Regions from separate parts of the Homo sapiens genome. Here region 1 is linked to region 2. Evidence: chromatin contacts called from ENCODE Hi-C or POLR2A ChIA-PET data. All regions are on one chromosome and are shown on one strand. The core of a region is the stretch at or near the end of the contact, and the rest is flanking DNA. Distances in the headings are between cores, read along the strand shown. Region 1 overlaps ADAMTSL3 (ADAMTS like 3). Region 2 overlaps ADAMTSL3 (ADAMTS like 3).

Region 1 (6,306 bases), core at 2,040-4,539, 52 kb before region 2:
TTGTCATTTGTTATCTTTTGTTTTTCCCTAAATTATCTGCTGATTATGGGCATGACACCAAGCTATGATGCAAAACTTACAAGGGAAAAAGAAATATAATTTACTTAAGTCCTCAACAAGTATGGGCTCAAACTGGTTCATTTCTTTACTGCCAGGGTTAATCCCGTTTTCATTATTATTTAAGTAGAAACTTAGGTGAAGACAATCCATCCCTGTGCAATACGGAAAGCTAATTCTGTATTCCAGGTAGCTGTGTTGAGTTACCAGATATACTGTAATTGATTAAGAAACAAAACCCTTAGGCTTGTAATAGCTGATACGTGACTCTGGTTCAGCTTGAATCCATAATTCATTGGCTTCAAATTTTGTGTGTAAATACAAAGATTTGCAAGGCCATAGAGTGGAGGAATCAGTTAATAAACAAATATCCAAAATAAAGTTTCCAGAAGTCTGGTTTCACACTACACTAGTCTTCAACATCTTTCAATGAGCACGCAGTTGAAGGAACACAAACGAACAGATCACTTTAAGGTAGAACCACAAAGTGTTACATCTGGAAAGGGACTTCTGAGCTTATCATTTTTACAGATGGCAAAATTGAGGTCCAAGAGGAAGACCTACACAGTCAAGTCAATGACAAAGAGCTTGAATGAGAACTCAGTTATTTCACCTTGCAACCCAGGACTCTTTTCGAGACCCACCCTATTCGCTTTCATGAATTACTAGTCTATGGCCATCTTCCTGCCTTGGACCTCCTGCCACTACTATTCATCCTCTACATCTAGGCCAGATGTATCCCTTTAAAACACAATTTCACACCTTAGTAACACCTCCCCACTGCTCAGACCATCTAGTGTTTTCTTAATGTCCACAGGACAAAGTTCAGAGTCCTTAGCTGGGCAGTTAGAACCTTCCACCTGCGTCCTACTAACACTCTAACATCACCTCCTACTGCACTTCCAAATGTAACAGCCACTGCAGTCCAATTGTTCTGTCCATCACAGCTCATCAGAACTGTTCTGCATGCATTTGCTTATGCCATTCTTCCTATGGTGACATGTTGACAGCTGCCCAGAATCCCCATCAATAAAGCTCTCGTTGCCTTAGCTGCAAGAGTGTACTATCAAACAGCCTTTAGCCATCAGTCTTTTCGGTGGTTGACTTAGTTGCAGGAAGGCATCTCTCTGAGGGTCACATCCCTGGCCAGGGGAAAATTAAAAGCTAACCTTGGAGAATGTCCTTCAGCCAGAGTCATTTCCACTACTGCCCTGCAACTGTGAGAGAGGCACAGCATCCAGCCCTTCTCTCACACCTGTGGACACATTCAGTGACTCAGCAAAGCAGGGGTCTAACTTAGGACAGCTCAGTCCAACTTAGGACAACTCTAAATGCTATTCTTGTTCCAGAGTTTCTTGTGGGCTGTGCCAAGGCTTTCTTTGGGGCTGCATTTCAGTTTGACACCTCCCACTGCTCATCCTGCTTCATTCTCTTCCTTCCATGAGTGTCAATCCCAAGAAACTCCCAAGTAACCATCTTGCATGTTAAACTCCTCTCAGGGTCTGCTCCCTGGAAAACCCAGCATGCAACACTCCCAGCCCCCAAATACCGGCTCCCACTGTCTTTCAAGGTCTACTCCCCAGGCCACTCCTCTTTACAAGTCCTGTAGCAAATATAGATCAGTTCACTTATTTTACATTAATATGAACCACCTCATACCAATAATTCCTTCTTAGGTATGTGAAGTCACAAATGCATGCTGTGTTTCTTTCTTCTTTCTTTTCTTTCCTTCCTTGCTTCTTTGTGTGTGTGGTATTTTTTTTTTTTTTTTTTTTTTTGAGACAGGGTCTTGCTCTGTCACCCAGGCTGTTGTGCATTGGCACAATCTCAGTTCATTGCAGCCCTGACCACCCAGAGTAAAGTGATTCTCCCACTTCAGCCTCCAACTGGCTGGGACTACAAGTGCATACCACCATGCCTGGCTACTTTTTGTGTATTTTTTTGTAAAGACAGGGTTTCGCCATGTTGCCCAGGCTAGTCTCAAACTCCTGAGCTCAAGGAATCCTCCCACCTTGGCCTCCCAGAGTATAGGGATTACAGGCATGAGCCACCATGCCCAGCCTGCCTACTCTGTATCCCTAAGAACTAGCATCATGACATTGCTACACAGTGAGTGATCAATGAAGGATGACAATCTTGATAATGAAGATGTAACCAATCTTGAACTGACGATCCACTTCAACTAATATGTCATTCTTCTTTCCCTGCTAGACTATAGTTCCCTAAGGGCAGAGTGCTGCTATCCCCACAGGCTCCTTGTAAGAGGCACTGAAGAAAGGAGCAGTGTACTTTTGATGTGCTACTCCCTTTAGAATGAACGAGAATAAGTTTGATTTGTATTCTCAAACATGGGATTGGAGGTGAAGACAGAAAGGAGAAGAAATGTTTTCTTTAAGGGGAATGACATATGAGGAATGTTGTACAAGGTCTCTCTTCCATGCCAACAAGACTCCAGGAGACGCCAAGCAGACACTTGCTGAGAGCTGCCATTCTGGTGCCAGGGAGTCTGGACCTGCCAGATCTCATGGCTGCTCCACCCTGAGCTGCCCTCGTCCATCTAGGATGACCCATGTTCTGAAATAAGATCCGCTTCTCCATCCTTAAACAGCCAAGCAAAACTGTTCCTTTTGTTTCTTTCTCACAGAGAGCAATGGATGTTTGGGAGACATCGGTTTGTCTTAATTAAAACAAAACTGCACCACAGCCATTCTTACGAAGTAGACAAAAAGTAAACAAGGACCTATGATGAACAGTTAGGGCCAAATTTTGAATTTCATGACATGTGAACATGGTCTGAAAAGGAAAGATAAATCCTCTCGTCCTCCAGGGGAACACTTAAAAGCTGACCTTGGAGAATGTCCTTCAGCCAGGGCACAGGGTCACTTCCACTACTGCTCTGAAATGGTGAGAGGAACAGCGTCCAAGCCTTCTCTCACACTTGTGGACAGATCTGGATGGGTACCTGAGAGGAAGTCTAACAAATAGGAAATGGAAAAACTTACTGAAACCATTTCTCCTGCCAGAGCAGAAACTGACCAAAGTGGGGACACTACTACTGCCTTGCAGTGCCAAATAATGAAATGTTGTTTCAACACTCTTCCCAAGTGAGGAAAGAGAAAGTGAAAGACGAGCAGCAGAGGAAAGCAAAACAGGAACAGGATGCAAGTGTGGGATTAGGGAGGCAGCAAACCTCAGAAATGGCCAGAACTGGCTCTCAGCTAACTAGGATTTCAGACACTTGCAGCAAGAGGGCAGCCCAACACTTCCTTATCTAACCTAACTTCCAAGTGACACCTAACACCATATCATCTGGGCAGCCTTCTCTTAAACCCCATCTAACCCATCACTTCTATTAGTCTTGGCATTTTTCTCGATGTCCACACAGAGGTAAAGTATATGAAAGTTCTAAGTTCTAATCCTTTTATTCGCACTCCCCATAGAAAATCCATAGCAAAGCTTTGCCTTATATTATTGCCATATATTACATTATTGCCTTACATTAGTACAAACTGAAAAGTATTTATTCCATCAGTTTAATAAGTAAGAAAATTTCATTTTTTTTAAGAGGCAAGGTCACACTTTGTCACTCAGGCTGGAGTGCAGTGGTACAATCATGGCTCACTGCAGCCTCAACTCCTGGGCTCAAGCAATCCTCTCACTTCAGCCTCCTAAAGCACTGGGATTACAGGTGTGAGCCACAATGCCTGGCTGACTTCACTTTTTAAAAAATCAGAAACTACTTCCAACCCGAAGTATACTGTTTTCACAAGAGACTAGCTTCATCATGTAACTATCATTGTAAATATCATTCACATTACCCAAAAGGTTCCCAGTTAACTGCAAACAGGAACATGAGCAATAGACCGCAGTTGATGTATTAACTCTGTCATTCAAGAGCTGGTGATTTTGATCCAGTTATGTATTTAAATACGAACATTTTCATGGGTAAAGCAAACAGAGGATTTGTGACAGACACTGATAGTTAACACCCAATATCCACACCCTCCTTTCTTTTTTGCTAACAGAACCCCAGGTGGTGAATCATAAGTCAACAAGACTATAGTGTTCACACTTTCCCAGCCTCCCTTGCACTCTGAGTGGCCATGTGAACCAGTTACGTGTCATTGACCAGAACTGGTTCACATGGCCACTCAGACTGCAAGGGAGGATGGGAAAACTGGTCATTTTCTGTCGGTGCTTCTGGGCAAACATCACATTCTTGATTAATAAGACAAAGGGACATAGGCAATTCTATACCTCTTCTCTCCTTTCTTCCTTGGAATTCAATGTGGTGCTTGAAGCTGCAGTGCCATTTTGCAACCATAAGAGGAACGGCCAACCCACTGAGTACAAAGAACAGAGGGAAAGGAGCCTGGATTTTGAGAGCATCACTGAGCCACTGTCCCAGGCCTATTTGTTAGAACAGCCTTTGGCATGGCATTATGTTCCCTGCAGCTGACAACACTAATAACTGATAGAGGGTTGTTGTGGAATTAAAGAAGAGATTATGTGAAAGTCATTTGATAATGTACCTGACACAGCTTTGTCTGGTTCCAAAGACAGCCTCTTTCCATGACAACAGGCACTTATGAGATTGCATTTATTCATAACACATTTTGCCCAATGGCACCAGATAAACCAAGTGTCACTCTATGTACTTTTCACTTCATTGAATTAATGTAGATAGCTTCATCTTGAAACAGAAAATGTTTCCTTGACCCCCTTCTCGACTGGGAACTGGAGTGCATGGGTGCTAGAACTAGCCAGTCGCTTGGGTGCTGGCAGGGGTGGACTGCACTCTCTGGAACCTATTGCACTCAACCCCTCATGGAAGGAAGCACACAGGTGAGCAGGTGCAGGAGCCGGGGCAAGTGCTTTTGGGTGCTGGCAGGAGCAAAACTCCATTCAGACTCCACAGCAGTGTCTAGGAGGAAGTACCTATGACCCCTGAAGCCCCAGAAGGACTGTTACAGTCAGTGCTCTTTTAGCTTTGCCAGCTTAAGTGTTATGCCACTCAGTGGGCTCTCTGCCTTTTCATGTGAGGTGGTTGCTCTCCGCTAATGAGGACAGAGGGTCAGCATGACAGCCTTTAGCATCCACACAAATGGCACCCAAGCTCTTGTCCAGCGTCCAGGAAAAATCAGGTTGCATGAATGAATTGAAGAGTGGAGGATTTTATTGCCGACGAAAGTGTCTCTCATCAGGAAAGGGAGCTGGAAAGGGGATGGACCAGGAAGGTGATACTCCCCATGTGGACTCCTCTCTGAAGCAACGTTGTCAAGCCGCCCAGCCGAAGTCAAGCCGCTTCTCTCTGATGTCCAGTTGCTTCTCCTCTTCTCTGCTCTCTGCCAGCTGAGCCTGGGGTTTTTAGGGGTCCAGGATGTGGGGCAGGGCAGGCCATGGGTGGTTTTGGAAAAGGCAAACATTCGAGGAGGAAAACAGGAATGCATGTTCTCACTTTGGGCTGGGGTTCCAGGCTTGAGGGTGGGGCCTTTGCCAGGGACCCGCCCTCTTATGCCCAGAGTTTCCCTGCTTCCTGTCCCCATCGATATAATAAACAAACACACTCTTTTGACATTACACAAATGGCTTCTCTAGGAAGGCATATGTAAGACACCCCAAACACGACAGTCCTGCTGACAAACCACTGACTGAAAATTAATGCTCATTTGTGGGGAGGGTAGTAGGGAGATTTGGCCAAAGGATACAAAATTTAAGTTAGATAGGTAAAATAAATTCAAGAGCTCTACGGTACAACACAGGTGACTATACTTAATAATGATGTATTGGATTCTTGAAAATTGATAAGAGATTTTAAGTGTTCCCACCATAAAAACAATGATAAGTATGTGAAGTAATACATGTTAATTAGCTTTGCCAGTCCACAATGTATGCATATTTCAAAACATCATGTTGTACATCATGAATATATACAATTTTTGCCAATTAAAATTAATTAATTTTTTAAAAGAAAATTAATGCTCAGAGACAACATGTACTTGAGTGTCCATATGGCAATTCTTGCTCATTTTAGCTAATGGAGATAGAAAATTCTACTTTACACAGAGTGAGAATGAGAAAATCATGGAATCTGAAGTATGTAAATTAGAAAAAAATATTTTTTGGTGTCTTTGGCAAATATTAAGTCACGTGTGTGGTTTTATCTTCCTCTATATAGCAAAGCCCTGCTTTTTCTGGAACTATTAGAATTAAGTATGCTATATAAATGAACTTCCCACATGAAGAAAA
Region 2 (6,487 bases), core at 2,746-5,245:
AGAGGTGCATGGATTAGAAGTAGAACCAACAAAGCTTTCCGATGAGGGAGGAAAAGGGAGGAATCAAGGGTGACTTCTGGGTTTTTGGCTTGAGCAATGGCTGTAAAGGAATTGTAATGGATGGATAGCCCTGAGGCAGAAACTGATTTGTTGGTGAGGATAGAGTCAACAGTTCTGTTTGAGTCATGTTAAGTTGGAGGTGTCCATAAAACATCCATGTGAAGAGCTTGAGTTTGCCATTCAATATGCAAGTCCAGAGCTCAGAAAGGAAATCTGACGCTGGAGATAGGGATTTGGAAGTCATCACTTAACATTTTCATAATGTATGTATGTATGTATGTATATTTACATATATTTACAACCATTATACCAGAAAAGCCACTCCCTAGAGAAAGAGTTTGGCAGGCAAGAGGGCTTTGCCTGACACCCTCAATTCTAATATTTGAAATTAAGTAGAAGAGGAGGAGCAAGCAGAAGAGACTAAAAATGAACATCAATTAGAGTAGAATAAAAAGGAAAACACCCTATATTAGGTCATGGGAAGATTTAGCGTCAAACAGAATAGTCAAGTGTCTTGAATGCTGCTAAGAAACTGAGGAAGATGAGGCCAGAGAAGTATCCCTTGGATCTAGCAACAGGGAAGTCAACGTTGACTTTGACAAGGGTAGTTATGGTGCAGTTTTTCTTAGAAAAATTGGGCCTTCCCTTAGGAGAAATGGCTGAGTTCACACACGGCTTCAGAAAGCAAGCATCATACCAAACATGCGTTGGACATTTCCAGCCAGATGGAAGTTGACTTCCTAAATGTCAGGAAGACTCAGTGGCATGTGGCCCTCACAGGATGGGGTGACCAAAGGGGTCAGGGCCCTTAAGTAGCAAAAGTTGGAGGGAAAGCAGGAGGAACAAGCCTGGATCAGGAAGTGTGCGATCTTCCCAGGGCACTGAGCCAGGCCTAGGAGAGAAGCTGCCAAAATGCATCATCTCCACCAGCCACTGTCCACAGCTGCTGAGTCACCAGGGACAAGGTCAGGAGGAATCCAGACAGCACCTCCAGGGACTATGAATATGAGACGTGGGGATACAGCTGTGTCTCCACATCCCCATCCAGCTGAAGGATTTGACTTGAGCAGGAGGAAGTGTATATGGGATGGCTAGTCAAGGACAAGAGTTGAGCATTCTAGACCTTGATCTACACATTGTAAAGGGTCAAGAATAACTATGAAAGCTGGGTGAAAGTTCTGCTTGATTGTGATATTATGATATAATAGAAATATATATGTGGCCTCTGACTAAGGTTCTTGACATAGAGCTCCTAAAATCCTTGTAATTTTGTGAGCAATAGGGGCCATAGGAGAATCTTTTGTTCTACTATTTGGTCTTTGACTGCAGTTCCTGACACAGAGCTCCTAAGGCTTTGTGATTTCCTGAGTGACAGGGGCATCTGACTCAGCCCCTAAATTCCTTGGAATTTCCTGGGTGCTAGAAGCATCTTTTGTTCTAATGAGGTTACTCTTGGTGGACCCCTGGATAGCCTCAGGATGGGGGCTGGTTGCCAGGGGAACCAATCAAGTGATTAGAGGGTTGGAACTTTCAGTCCTCACCCCCAACCTCTGGTGAAGGGAGAGGTGCTGAAAGTTGAGCTGATACTAATGGCCAATGAGGTCATCAACCATGCCTGGGTAATGAAGCCTCCATGAAAACTCAGAAGGATTGGGTTCAGGGAGTTTCTGAGTTGGTGAACATATCTGTGTGCCTGGAGGTGGCACACCCCAACTCCTGCACTTGGGACCTCCTTCCAGACCTCACCCTACGTATCTCTTCATCTGGGCATTCATCTTTATCCTTTATTCTATCCCTTTATAAGCTAGAAGATGTAAGTAAAGTGTTTCATTTAGCTCTCCAAGCTGCTCTGGCAAATTAGTCAAAGCCAAGGAGAGGCTCAATTTATAGCCTGTTTGTCAGAAGTATAAGTGATAACCTATACTCAACCTACTGCTTGAGATTGGCGTGTGAAGGGCAGTCTTGTGGGATGGAGCCCTTAACCTGTGGGGTCTGATACTATCTCTAGGTAGATAGTCTCAGAATTGAATTGAAATAGAGGATACCCAGTGGTGTCCAGTGAATAGCTTGCTGTGTGCAGAAATACCTCCACACAAGTGCTGTGTTGAGTGGAAAATGGACAGTATGAAAAAGCACTTTAGTGTTTTGTTTTTTCCTATTTCTCAGATTGATGTAATGGGAAGAGAGAGAAGCAGGGGAGAAGAGGGTATTCCTAGATTCAAGAGCAGAATCCAGTGTGCCTCAAAAGTTAAGCAGTCACCAGTTAAAACAAACACAATGTGATTCCCATTGCAATTAAACAAGCCAGTCTGAACACTTCTCCTAACCTGGTGTGAGCTCTCACACCCATCTCTCTCCAGAGCACAAACACAGCCAAATATCACACCGCTAACGTCTACAGAACCTCGGTCAGTGAAGGGACCTAGCCTTTCTCCCACATGCCATTGCTAAGCCATGTCACTGCACTCTGGATTGAGAACCCAACTGCACGCTTTCCTGCCATTCACTTTCTCTTTAGATTTGGCATCTCAAGACTGTTTTAGATCTGGACTCCATTTATCAGGATATGCAGCACTCTCCCCCTGCTTCACGTCAGCCCAAATTTGTGGGGCATGCTCACAATCTGCCTCCTTGTCACTGCTACAAACACTGAACAGGAATAGGGCTGAGGCCTGAGCCCTCTACCTATCCAGGCTGATGGCAAATTTGCCCAATTATAGTTCCTCATTTGACATGTCGTCATCTTGGCCACTAAGGATTCAAGGAATACACTCTCAGACGCTTCAAATCTACACTGACAGACGACACAAGAAGGTAAGATGCTAGATGGAAGAACTGAGATTCCAACAGATTTTAACAGGTTGGGCAAAGGCTAAATGCCAAGAAGGCAAAGCCCTGAGCCATTATTGCTGGACTCTTCCCATGACACCAGCGCTTAGCCAGACACCATGTAAGGTCACTGTCAGGAATATTAATGCATAGGTAGGCCTATCTCTATTAACAGCAACCAAAGCAGGGCGTGGTGACTCATGCCTGTAATCCCAGCACTTAGGGAAGCCGAGGCAGGAGGATCACTTGAGTCCAGGAGGTCAAGGCCGCACTGCAGTGAGCGGTGATCATGTCACCACACTCCAGCCTGGGTGACAAACCAAGATCGGCCAGGAAGACTTTAGTATTTGAATGGGAAGTTAGGATCACTCCTACAAGTGAAAGGTCCCTTTAAATGTCAATATTCCATGAGTCAGGAAGCGTATCTTCCAGGCAAATCAGGCAGAATCCCCAGGCTCAACGCCAGCCACAGTCTGCAAGGGATACATTCTCTGTATTCCTCTGGGGCCTCAGGGGCTATTCCCCCTGGCCTGGATGGCACATGGGACTTTACAGTTTGTAGCTTCCAAGGCCCATGAGGGAAAGTCAAGTTAACCAGCAGTACTTAAACTCAGTGCACCCAACACATTTTTCTTCAAAAAAAAACCATGATGTACATTTGGTTCCTTGAACCTGAAACAAAAGTTAAAAAATAAACCTTCCAGATCATTTTGGTTTTTCAAGTAGAATGCGGTCATTATGAGACTTTTCAGTCTTAAGTGTCCAAAACCTTCCTGATGAAATATAAAATACATTTACTTTGGCAGGATTGGAAGGGAGGGTTTAAAAGAAAAGGACTTTTCACATTTTTTTCCAAGATAAAAAAAATTATTTCCAGGGATTTAAGATTCTTTTTCTCTATTTACCATCAATTAATTATATGTTCTTCTAATATTGTTCATTTAAAAGACCTAACATTTGAATAAAGTCTGGATACACCTCAGCCAAAATACCATGTAGTTTTGAACTTCAGCTTCACTCTGGGTCACATTTTCAAAAGAAATATGAGCCCCGGGCCCTTCTCCTCCCCTCCTAGGTCAGTGAGGTGGGCAGGGCCTTGCGAGTGCTTCCCTTACTCAGAATGAGCTGTTTACATGGACAGGCTCCTTCCCGGAGTTTAAATCTATCACAGGAAGAATCTCTTTAGCAAACTGGAATTTTCATAGCACCACTCCTCCTTCTGCCACAAAACATGCATTTTCTCTGGAATTTTCTCTCTCCCTCTCTCTCCTTCCCTCCCCTTCTCAAAGACCCCACCACCACACACACACACACACACACACACACACACACATTACACACACACACACACACCACAAACGTATCATGCACATATCATGCACATCACATGCTACATACATACACACACACATACCTACACCACAAATATACCCCCACACACACACACCACACATGCACACATACCACACACACACCCCACACACTACATACATGCACACGCCACAAATACTCCAAATACATATACACCACATAGCACACACACTGACTCCCACATCCCTAGTTAGCATTGGCAAGCAGGGCCCAGATTAATCAGTGAAAAGATCTTGCTAGAACACATTTCACCTTTCAGTTCCCCAAAAGGAGAAAACCTAAACATGGAGTTGTATGACTTCTCTACATATCTGAACGTTCTTTAGTGCTCAGCACTGGGCTTTATACATGGAAGACCTTCAGTAACTAACATCTTTTGTAGGAAAGCCAGCCCAGGTTGACCCTCTCCCCGCAGAGCCTGCATGCCTGCTGTCTGAATATTCTCTGCACCACAGAAGGCCCAAAGGCTCTGGCTGAGTAGCATGCTGGCATTTCACAAGGGGTTATTTAAAAACTCAACTATTCCTCCGAATGGGGAGCGGAAAGAAAGCCTTGCCCTGCCAATATACACAATGCAGATCCTCTTTCCCTAGAGCCCGCCCCCCAAAAATTTTACTTAAGAGTCCATTTTTCAAGACCTTGAAGTAAGCTGACCTATTGGAAACAGCCTCAATTAGCAAAATGTCACATGGAAATAAGTCTACTTTAAAGTTCCCCAGGAAAAAAACTGAAAATAGTATTCTATGAACAGGGCTCCATTGCTAGAGAAAAAAACGAGGTGTTTGTCTCAAATCTTGATAAATTGTAAACTCCCTACCTCACTCTCCGCCAGCCTCCCCCTCCTCCTGGTCTAGCCACTCGGTGAGGGGTGACACCGTTCCGTTCCCACCAAAGCACCCAGGAGAGAGAGAATGCTGGTTATTTGTTATCCGAGGGGCATGAGTCACTGTTGGTGAGAGTAAGTGCTGTTTGTGAGAGCTACCAGAAAAAGTGCGGTGCAGAAGGGAGGTGTTTTCTGGTGGATCTTGGTCTTTCCCAAAAATCGCTTCCACGCCCTGACAGGAATTCCGTGTTGAAGAAGAACATGCTCTCAGGGCCCCATCTAGGCAGTGGAATCTGCACTTTGATCCTCCAGTGAAGCATGTATTTTCCCACAGCCTCTTCACCACTAACACTCATCATTATCTCTCTGGCAGAGAAAAGGCATCTTTGTCTTTTAAATTAAGTACAAATAAATATTTTATTTTACCCAAATGGTTGCGGGGGGAGAATCTCAAAAGAATGGAGTGTTAGGTTAATTCTTGGGGTTCACAGGACCCATTCAATCACTCAGCATATGTTTATTAAGCACCTACTATGTGCCAAGTACTATTTTTGCTACTGAGAGTTCAACAGTCAACAAAACAGACAAGAATCACTTTTCCCAAGGAGCTCATATTCTAACTTGGGGAAGCAGAAATAAACATAATAGAGAAGTAAATTGTATACTATGTCATATGGGAAAAGGAAATCCAAAGTGCTGGGAGATGGGGTATAAATTGCAGCTTTAAATAGAGTGTTCAGGGCAGACCAGAGTAGGTCTAGGTTCCTTAAAGAATCACTTTTTTTTTCTGATTATCTAAACTGACAAGTTGGATCTTGCCATCTTCCTTGGAGATTTCAAAGGGTCTATACTCTCTAGGAACCTGGCTGGGACCTGCAGGACGCTGGAGTCCATCTGCCTCTACCCAAGGCAGTAGAGTGACCCTTTCCTCCTTGGTCCAAGTACTCTGCCTCCACAGCCCTCCAGCTCCAGCCTGGCCAGGCCCGAGCATGGCTGCTCCCCAAGCACCTCCTGCCTCCTGGACCAGTGGGGGCCTCTGCCATCCTGCTGTCCCTGGCTGTTCTCCTGGCCATGCTTCTGCCCAGTGAGACATAGCCCAACAATGCTCACACCTTATAACACCAGTGCAACCGACATATGCAGAAAACATCCATGTCAACAACTGATTAATTATGCAGACATGACGTTCTTGTTGCCAACCTCAGAGACCATTACTGAGTATCAGACAAATCTGTGTATATTCTCACGCATGCATTTGTGTTAATTCAGTAGCAAAAAAAATAAAAAAGAAGAAAGAAAGAAAAAAAAAGCATTACCAGCTCTTCCCAATTTGGCAATGAGACACCTCCCAACCTGACAAAGTCCAGAAACACGTCGGGGACACATTCATGTTTATTCAAGGTC

The links. Hi-C counts contacts between places; a loop is a spot of excess contacts on that map. ChIA-PET counts read pairs that join two places held with the same protein, here RNA polymerase II (POLR2A). Pooled maps may share reads with other maps.
Region 1: a map of left cardiac atrium shows a loop between it and region 2 (4-fold over the local background). The contact joins two enhancer-like sites. A Hi-C loop is called at or near these places in 4 of 168 maps with a recorded cell type or tissue (IMR-90, PC-9, left cardiac atrium and 1 more) and 3 of 50 pooled maps. POLR2A ChIA-PET finds 5 or more read pairs at or near these places in 1 of 52 experiments (WTC11).

What each region holds. Positions count from the first base shown.
Region 1 is chr15:83,744,179-83,750,484 of GRCh38, reverse strand. All of the region lies in intron 3 of ADAMTSL3 (ADAMTS like 3), which reads right to left. Among named protein-coding and RNA genes, the nearest start is that of ADAMTSL3, 93 kb to the right of the region's middle. RefSeq lists an enhancer at 5,419-5,588. Within about 2 kb of position 3,289, at least 8 of the 41 ENCODE cell types and tissues checked have a DNase peak (open chromatin) inside an H3K27ac peak, as active enhancers do.
Region 2 is chr15:83,692,964-83,699,450 of GRCh38, reverse strand. All of the region lies in intron 2 of ADAMTSL3 (ADAMTS like 3), which reads right to left. Among named protein-coding and RNA genes, the nearest start is that of ADAMTSL3, 42 kb to the right of the region's middle. RefSeq lists enhancers at 5,594-6,094, 6,095-6,487. Within about 2 kb of position 3,995, at least 4 of the 41 ENCODE cell types and tissues checked have a DNase peak (open chromatin) inside an H3K27ac peak, as active enhancers do.